Linked DNA regions of Homo sapiens: region 1 is linked to region 2. A link is a contact called in ENCODE Hi-C data. All regions are on one chromosome and are shown on one strand. Each heading gives the region's core, a stretch centred on a gene start or an enhancer-like site at or near the end of the contact. The rest is flanking DNA. Distances are from core to core; before and after follow the strand shown.

The links. A loop is a pair of places that touch in the nucleus more often than their neighbours do. Pooled maps may share reads with other maps.
Region 1: a loop to region 2 is called in a map of endothelial cell of umbilical vein, with 4 times the contacts of the local background. The contact joins two enhancer-like sites. A Hi-C loop is called at or near these places in 1 of 168 maps with a recorded cell type or tissue (endothelial cell of umbilical vein), 1 of 37 single-sample maps with no recorded cell type and 2 of 50 pooled maps.

What each region holds. Positions count from the first base shown.
Region 1 is chr17:62,176,504-62,181,077 of GRCh38, forward strand. No RefSeq gene overlaps it. Among named protein-coding and RNA genes, the nearest start is that of MED13, 110 kb to the left of the region's middle. Within about 2 kb of position 3,213, at least 3 of the 41 ENCODE cell types and tissues checked have a DNase peak (open chromatin) inside an H3K27ac peak, as active enhancers do.
Region 2 is chr17:61,830,925-61,835,599 of GRCh38, forward strand. The region is part of intron 6 of BRIP1 (BRCA1 interacting DNA helicase 1); the gene reads right to left. Among named protein-coding and RNA genes, the nearest start is that of BRIP1, 30 kb to the right of the region's middle. Within about 2 kb of position 2,832, at least 2 of the 41 ENCODE cell types and tissues checked have a DNase peak (open chromatin) inside an H3K27ac peak, as active enhancers do.

The DNA of each region.
Region 1 (4,574 bases), core at 1,963-4,462, 350 kb after region 2:
CACCCATGGTGGAGTGCAGTGGTGTGATCTCGGCTCACTGCAACCTCCGCCTCCCAGGTTCAAGCTATTCTCCTGCCTCAGACTCCTGAGTGGCTGGGATTACAGGCACCCACCACCACGTCTGACTAATTTTTGTATTTTTTTTTTAGTAGAAACGGGGTTTCACCATGTTGGCCAGGCTGGTCTCAAACTCCTGACCTTAAGTAATCCGCCCACCTTGGCCTCCCAAAGTGCTGGGATTACAGGCTTGAGCCACCATGCCCCACCTGGTCTATTGCTTTTTAACAAAGTGCCAAAATAATTCAATAGGAAAAAGATAGTCTCTTCAACAAATGGTTCTGGAATATTCAACATCTACCTGCAAAAACAAACAAGCAAACAAAAAGCTGACTTTGATTCTTTTCCATGTTTTTAAAATTAGCCCAAAATTTAAGATTTTTAGGGAATAGATTATAGGCCTAAATGTAAAATCTAAAACATCTAGTAGACAGTCTTGTGACCTTGGGGTAGGGAAAGATTTCATAGATAGGCTGTAAAAAGTATAAATCATGAACCTTTTTTTTTTTGAGACACAGTCTCAAAATTAAAATTTCTAACATTGTTAGAAAATAAAAAGACAAGCCAAAAGATAAAAGAGCAAATTGGGAGAAAAAACTTGCGAAGATATAGCTGATCAAGGATATATAAACAACACTTTACCCATATATTTACCCATAATATACAAATAATATTTTCTTTTTTTGAAACAGAGTCTCGCTCTGTTCCCCAGGCTGGAGTGCAGTGGCGCAATCTCGGCTCACGGCAATCTCTGCCTCCCAGGTTCAAGCAATTCTCTGCCTCAGCCTCCGGAGTAGCTGAGATTACAGGCACCCGCCACCATGCCTGGCTAATTTTTGTATTTTTCCTAGAGACAGAGTTTCACCATCTTGGCTAGGCTGGTCTTGAACTCCTGACCTCGTGATCCACCCACCTTGGCCTCCCAAAGTGCTAGGATTACAGGCAGGAGCCACCACACCCGGCCAACATTTTCAATTCAATAGATTAAAAAAAGGCAACCCCCACCCCACTCAATGGACAAAAGAGTTGAACAGACACTTTGCAAAATAAGAGAAACAAGTGTTTAACAAATACATAAGATGCCTTTCACCATAATTTACTAGGTAAAGGCAAATTTAAGCCACACTATAATGACACACCTACTAGAATGACTGAAAATTTTTGAAACTTACAATACCAAGTCCTGGAGAGGATGTAGAGCAACTGGAACTCTTAGACATTGCTGATGGGAAAGCAAAATAGTATATTCTCTGTGGAAGACAGTGTGGCAGCTCCTTTGGAAGTTGGGCATACATTTTCCACACAACTCAGCAATTCTACTCCAAGGCGTTTTCCCAAAATAAATGAAAATACATTTCCATAGAAAGAACTGCTAGCAAATGTATACCAGATTTGTTTATAACCACCCCAAACTGGAAAAATCCAAATGTCTATCAACTGGGGACGGATAAGCAAATTGTGATACATCCATACAATGAAATGCTACATAGCAATAAAAAGGAATGAACTACCAATACATTCAATGACATACATAAATCTCAAAACACCATGGTACGTGATTGAAGTGACACTCAAAGGGCTATATGTAATATTATTTCATTTATATGACATTCTAGAAAATCAAAACCAAAGGGACAGTTACGAGATTAATGATTGCCAGAAAATGGAAGTGAGGATAGGGGATTGGGTACAAAGGAGCATGAGAGAGCTTTTGGGGGTGATGGATATGTTCCGTATCTTGACTGTGGTGGTGACTGTGTGACTCTGTACATTTTTGAAAACTCATTAAAACATACTCTGAAAAAGAGTACAACTTAACTCCATGTAAATTATGTCCCCATAAATCTGATTCCAAAATTGAATTCTGCATACTGATAGCATTGGCATTACCTGGGATGTTGTAAGAAATGCTGAACCCCAAACTCCATCTGCATGCAGACCTTGTGTTGTAGGTCAGGTTCCCCAGGAAACAGGCCCTAAGATTCTGAAAGCTGCATACAGGAGGTTTATTAAGGGGAGAATTTAGAGGGAACGAAGTAGGATTGAGTAGGATTGAATCCATCTGCAGTGCAATTTGACAGAAGCCTCAGCTGAGCCTACAGGGACCTCTGGAGCTGGAATTACCTTCAGGGTAGGCCCTCTCATCAAGCAGTCATTGGATGTGACTGCCCCCAAGGTCTGACCTTGGTTGGGCAAGGTGATTCTCTTTAGCTGAAGGAAATTTCCAGAGAATGACTCAGCTGAGAACCATCAGCTGCCAACACTCCCGGCAGCTGGGTAAATGAGAGCCTCCATCCTGAAAAGAGAATCTGGGCAACTCACCATAGCACCCACTACAGTGCACTCCTTGCACCTTTTGAGTCCACTTGTTTCATAGAATAAGTTCACTCCATCTTGGAAGAGTTCCTTCAGGGTTCTTATTGGTCTCTTTTCCTAAGGAAACTTGTAAAGACAGTGGGATGAACCACATCCTTGCCCCCGCCAATACCACAGCTGGTGTCAAGGTCACAATCAATACTCATCATCTTCCTTCTCTACTGCCCATTCCAGATTACCTCTACCCTCAACCAGCACCTCTTCTGGTCTAACTGGCCTATCTGAGAGATGGACCCTGATCCTTTTCCATGAGCAGTAGGAGTCCCTGATTATTATATCTTTCTTTCTCAGGCTGTGATGCTGCATTTTTCTGTTAATGTCAAGATTGAACAGGGGATGCCAGGTGCAGTGGCTCACACCTGTAATCTCAGCACTTTGGGAGGCCAAGGTGGGTGGATCACTTGAGGTCAGGAATTTGAGACTAACCTGGCCAACATGGTGAAACCCCGTCTCTACAAAAAATACAAAAATTAGCCAGACGTGGTGGCAGATGCCTGTAATCCCAGCTACTTGGGAGGCTGAGGCAGGAGAATTGCTTGAACCTGGTGGGTGGAGGTTGCAGTGAGCTGAGATCGTGCCACTGCACGCCAGCCTGGACGACAGAGCAAGACCCTGTCTCAAAAAAAAAAAAAAAAAAAAAGATTGAGCAGGGGAATATCAAGAGAAACCCCAGTGGATTACTTGGGTGCCAGACTTACTCTTCCCTGCCTCCATCATGTGACAGCAGTCCTATCTCCTCCTGATGAGGGCAATTCCTCCTGACAGGATGATGACTCATTTCCTTGCCTGCTGGTATCCTGGTATAAAGTGCCTAATGTGACTGACAGTTTACTAGAACTCTTGTGTCCCCTGGTGGAAATATTTTCCCTCTGGGATTGAAGACTTCTAGATCCACAGAACCTAGAAGCACAAATTCCCTAAGTGAGCTATTGGGAGGGATGATAAACAGCCACTCCTACTTCTACCCTTTGGTTCCCAGACTCACACATTCTACCGTTTTAGGGACACAGCACTATATAACGGGCACTGACTTAGGGTATATACTGCATTCTGTAGGACGCCATCTATCAACTCTAAGCTGGTGTCTCAGCTGGCTTTCAAAGGCCATCCCATTACTGTCAGGCCAGATGTCTCTGGGTAGCATGGAATACGATAGGACCTCTGGATCCCATGGTAAAGTGTCCTACTGACATACCTCCTTTACTGTTAAGTGGATCCCTTGAGCCAATACAATGTTTTATGGGTTCCCATCATGGTGAGTGAAGCACTATAAACCCTTGGACAGTGGTGCTAGATGAGGCAACACAAGTAAGAAAGGAAAATCCAGCCAGGCGAGGTGGCTAATGCCTGTAATCCCAACACTTTGGGAGACCAAGGTGGGTGGATCACCTGAGGTCAGGAGTTTGACATCACCCTGACCAATATGGTGAAACCCCATCTTTACTAAAAATACAAAAAAAATTAGCCAGGCGTGGTGGCATGCGCCTGTAGTCCCAGCAACTTGGGAGGCTGAGACAGGAGAATTGCTTGAACCTGGGAGGCGGAGGTTGCAATGAGCCAAGACTGTGCCACTGCACTCCAGCCTGGACAACAGAGAGGACTCCATCTCAAAAAAAAAAAAAAAAAGAAAAAGAAAAAAAGGAAGGAAAATCCATACCCAGGATATACGTTGATTGCCAAGAAGACAGCTCATTGCCCCTTTTAGGATAGCAGGGCAATCAATACTGTGGTTGCTTGGTCTCCTTAAGGCATATTGTGATATTGAGGGCTTATTTTTGGTCTCTGTTGCTTGCAGACTGAACATTCAGCACTAGGGTAAGTTACAGCAGCCTTTATAAATGACGTTGGGCCCTTGAGTAGCTTCTATCCTTTCCAATGTGGATACTCACTACTATGGACTAAATGTTTATTTTCCCCCAAAATGTGTATGTTGGAGCCCTAGCCCCCAATATAGCTGTATTTGGAGATGGGGCCTCTAAAGAAGTAATTAAGGTTAAGTGAGGTCATAAGGGTGGGGCCCTGATCCAAAAGGATTAGTGCCCTTATAAGAGACATGGAGAGCACTTATTCTTGCATGTGCCTGCCTTCCCCTCCACCTCCCATGCACTGAAGAAAGGGCATGTGAGCACACAGGATGAAGG
Region 2 (4,675 bases), core at 1,582-4,081:
GATCAAGTGGGTTTTATTCCACTAATTTACAGTCAGGCCAACATTCAAAAACTAATCAATGTAATTTACCATATCAACAGGATATAGGAGAAAAAACATATAATCCTACCAAGGAATGCAGTAAAACTTTAAATATAAAATCCAACATCCACTCATTATAAAAATGTTCAGCCAACTAGCGATAGAAGGAAACTTCTTTAGCCTGACAAAGGGCATAGACAGAACACCTAGCACAAATGTCATACAGAACAGTGAGGGACCAGAATGTTTTCCACCACAAGGTTGTGAACAAGGCAAGGGTATCCACTCTCATCACTCTAATTCAGCCTTGTACTGCATGAAAGGTAAACACTGTAAAGGAAGAAGTAAAACAGTATTTACTAGAGAATGAAACATGCAACTTTGGGTACTTAGAAAGTCCTAAAGAAACTCCAAAAATATCAACTAGAACCAATAAGTGATATAACAAGTTGCAGGTTACAGGGTAAATATACAAAAATGAATTCTACTTCTATAATAGTAATGAATAACTGGAAGGAAATTATAAGTGGAATCATACAATATCTGTCCTTTTATGACTGGCTTATTTTACTTCACATAATGTCTTCAAGTTTCATCTATGTTGTAGTACATGTCAGAATTTCCTTCCTTTTAAAGGCTCAATAATATTCCATTGTATGTATACACCACATTTTGTTTATTCGTTTATTTATCAATGGACATTTTGGTTGTTTCCACCTTTTGGCTATTGTGAATAACACTCCTATGAACACTGGTGTACAAGTATCTGAGTACCTGCTTTCAATTCTTTTGGATATTTGCCTAGAAATGTTATTTCTGGACCATATGGTAATTCTGTTTTTAACTTTCAGAGGAATCAGGAACAAGGTTTTTCAGTTAAACATACAGAAAGGAAGAAAATTAGAATGGGCCCTCTGGTACTGGAATGGAACTGGATGTATTGGTATAAACACTCATAATTTTCAGTGTACAGACAGACAGATACAGAAAAAATATAGACATAAATGTATATGTCTATGAGTCTGGGTTTGTGTACACAATACATTGTGTATATTCTCTAGCTGTCTGCTGAAAGGGCCTGGAGCAGCAACTCCAACAGCAATGAGCAAAACTAACTCCCAGAACACAGCGTTCAAATGTTATTTTTCACTAAATGGAACCAGGGTTCCTTGGAGAAATGTCTGAATCCGAGACTAGGGCAGGGAAAATATAAGGTGAGCCTGGAACACTATCTTTTGCCAAAAAATAAGGAAGCGTTCCAAGAATGATTGATATATGTCAGAAAGACACAAGCAACTTAACTGGTTTCCCACTTGAGTACCAAAACAAATCATATAATAATTATAACTCACCGAATAAAATGGAAAATCACAAGTCCATAAAGATATAAATAAAATGAGTAAACTGAATTTTTGTAAGGACATGTTATTTATATAATTTCAGAGTTCTTCCCCATAAAGTCCTCTTTTATAAAGGCAAAAAGATAACTGTAAAGTTATATTTTTTACCTAGCAGATATCATATTAATCAAGTTATCAATCATTAATGAGAAAAAATGAAACTGCGTGCCACCTTATAAGATGCAATGAGCAGAAGGCATCACTTCTGTGACATTCCTGCCAAAGATAAATAACCTCAGTCTAATGAGAAAACCCAAATTAAGAGACATTCTAGATAAGCTGTAATATTCTGAAGTGTCAAAATCATGACAGTCAAGGAAAGACTGAAGAAGTGTTCCAGACTGAAGAAGTTACTAAAGTGATAACTAAATGCAATGCATGGTTCTGACTGGATTCTTTTGCTTTTATAAAAGCGTTATTAAGACAACTGCTAAAATTTAAACCGGTTCTGAGTATTAGATGGCAACAATGAATCAATTTTAACTTCCTGATTCTTATGGTTATATTGTGATTATGTATAAGAATGTCTTTGCTTATAAGACATAGACACTAAAGTATTTCAGGGTGAGGGAACATCAGGGCAACAACATACTCTTAAATGGCTCAATAAAAAAAGATATTTGGATTGTACTTCCAATTTCTCTATAATTTTGTGACAGCCAAACTTTTAAAAAGCTAAAATAACCGAAAGATAAATTTACTGGGCAGACAGTTGGTCAATTAACGAAGTAGTTTTCAAAGGTAAAGTTATCTTTCCACACCCAGTATCCATGAATGAAAACGTTCTACATGACAATTGCAGATACTATCACCACTGAATAGCTACACTCATGTCGGATGGGTTGCTATACATATTTATTTCATTAATGTATCTACACATCAAGAAAACTTAGAGGAGTGGCTGAATTTTGTCAACTTTCTCTGAAATATTCACCAAGTTCACTCAATATGATAAAGAAGATTTGAAACTTTTGAGAATTAAACATTTCCACCATAGAGAATACTATGTTTTCTCCAAGCTCTCAAAAAATTATAATTACTGGGCCAGGCACAGTGGTTCACTCCTGTAATCCCAGCACTTTGGGAGGCCAAGGCAAGCGGATCATTTGAGGTTGGGAGTTCGAAACATGCCTGGCCAACAAGGCGAAACCCTGTCTCTACTAAAAATAAAAGAAATTAGCCAGGCATGGTGGCAGGCACCTGTAATCCCAGCTACTCGAGCGGCTGAGGCAGGAGAATTGCTTGAACCCAGGAGGTGGAGGTTGCAGTGAGCCAAAACTGCACCACTGCACTCCAGCCTGGGTGACAAAGCAAGACTCCACCTCAAAAAAAAAAAAAAAAGCCATAATTATTGGAGCTGAAGGACATACTCAAGCAATTAGTCATCCATTCTATCATCCTACCCCTAGGCAAATTTGCAGACAAGGCAAGAGATTCACACTAACTCCACTAACCTCTGGCCTAACTTAACCAAGATTACAATAGTATAGAACGGGCTGGCAAACTTTTTCTCTAAAAGGCCAGAGATTTTCCTGCTGGCTGAACATGAAAAGAAAGAAAAGAAAAATACATAAATAGACAGAGTATATATTTTAGGTTTTGTGAGCCATATGGTCTCTGTCACAACTACTCAACTTTACTGTTATAACGCAAAAGTTCCACAGACAATATGTATAAACAAATGTAAAATGCGTTCAAAAAAACTTTATTTATAAAAGCAGGCAGCAGGCTGTATTCTGCCCATGGGTCATAGTTTGCCAACCACTGGCATAGGAAAAAAGATTACGACAAAAAAGTATCCATCAAAATAGACCTGCTAAATTTTACTATGACCGTGATATATTAGGTGAAAAATAAAAGCTATATACTATAATCCTAATTTTGTGTGTGGGGAGGGAGTATATATGTAATATATGTGTAATATATGTCATATATACTACATAACAAATATATGTAATATATACTACAGTATCAACCCCTTTACAGGGGTTGAGCTCTGTACAACACCTGATTGCAGGAGTGAGCCACCACGCTCGGCCCAATAATTACGATTTTTTTGAGAGCCTGGAGAAAACATAGTAGTGTTCTCTATGGTGGAAATGTTTACATATATACTCAGTTGATACTGGGTATATATGTAATATATACTACGTAACAAAAATGGCAACAAATTCTACTTATCTTTGTATATAAGCTCCCTTTCAAGGTTACTTTGTAGCTCTTCCTACCAAGATGTGAGCTTTACCCCTTGAGTCTGGATTTGGTCATGTGATTTGCTTTTGGTGACTGGAACATTAGCAAACCTGACACAAACAGACTCAAAAGGCATTTGTACACTGGGGCTTGTTCTCTTGCTGCTCTTGGAACCCTGAGGCCACCATATACATAAACCAGAATTAGCCTGCTAGATGATGAGAGAGACCCACCTCATGGTCCCAGCTGACTACCAATCAACTCCCTGAAGCAGGGCTGCCTTGCTGACTTACAGCTGACCTGCAGTTGACCACAGACACATGAGTAGGCCACCTGAGATCAGCAGAAGAAATGCCCAGCTGAGCCCACCCTAAATTGCTGACCCCCACAACAGTAAGCTAAATAAATGGTTGGTTTGTTACAGCAACAGATAACATTGCATGTGTGTGTGCACGCACATGTGCGCACTTAAGAATAGACAGCAGGCAGAATATCAGGGGTTGATATTGAGGAGACAGTTTAATTAAGGATTAATGTTAATAATTTAAGTACACATTTTGGTGGTTCCCAAATTTTCTCTTAGATGATGCTTTTATATTCAGAAAAAAGTTATTTAGAAATATAAAATTTAATTCAATATAAAAGAGTATTTTTCATTATTTCCACTAAATATTGAAAGTCTAAAAATATGGACATCTTGACCTGATGTATTTAAATGAACTGATAGATTTTACTTTCTAACAGAGAGTTTGGAGATAAATAGTTACAGGTACATAGGAAACTAAGCAAAGGACAAGACAACTACTAGCACCAAAAAAAATAAATACTGGTTTGGGGAAAGAACTGTAATAAGTTTAAATATTTATAGAATTATAACAATACAAATACCAAATGCTGGCAGGCTGAAGGGTAGAAGTAATGAGAAAGGAGAAAAGAATAGGAGGAAGACAACAGAAAGTATCTAAAACCGAAAACTCAAGAGAAAAGCAAAATATGCATGCTACTTCAAAAACTATCAGAATACAAAGGATAAATAATTGAAAATTATTTACTTCAGATAG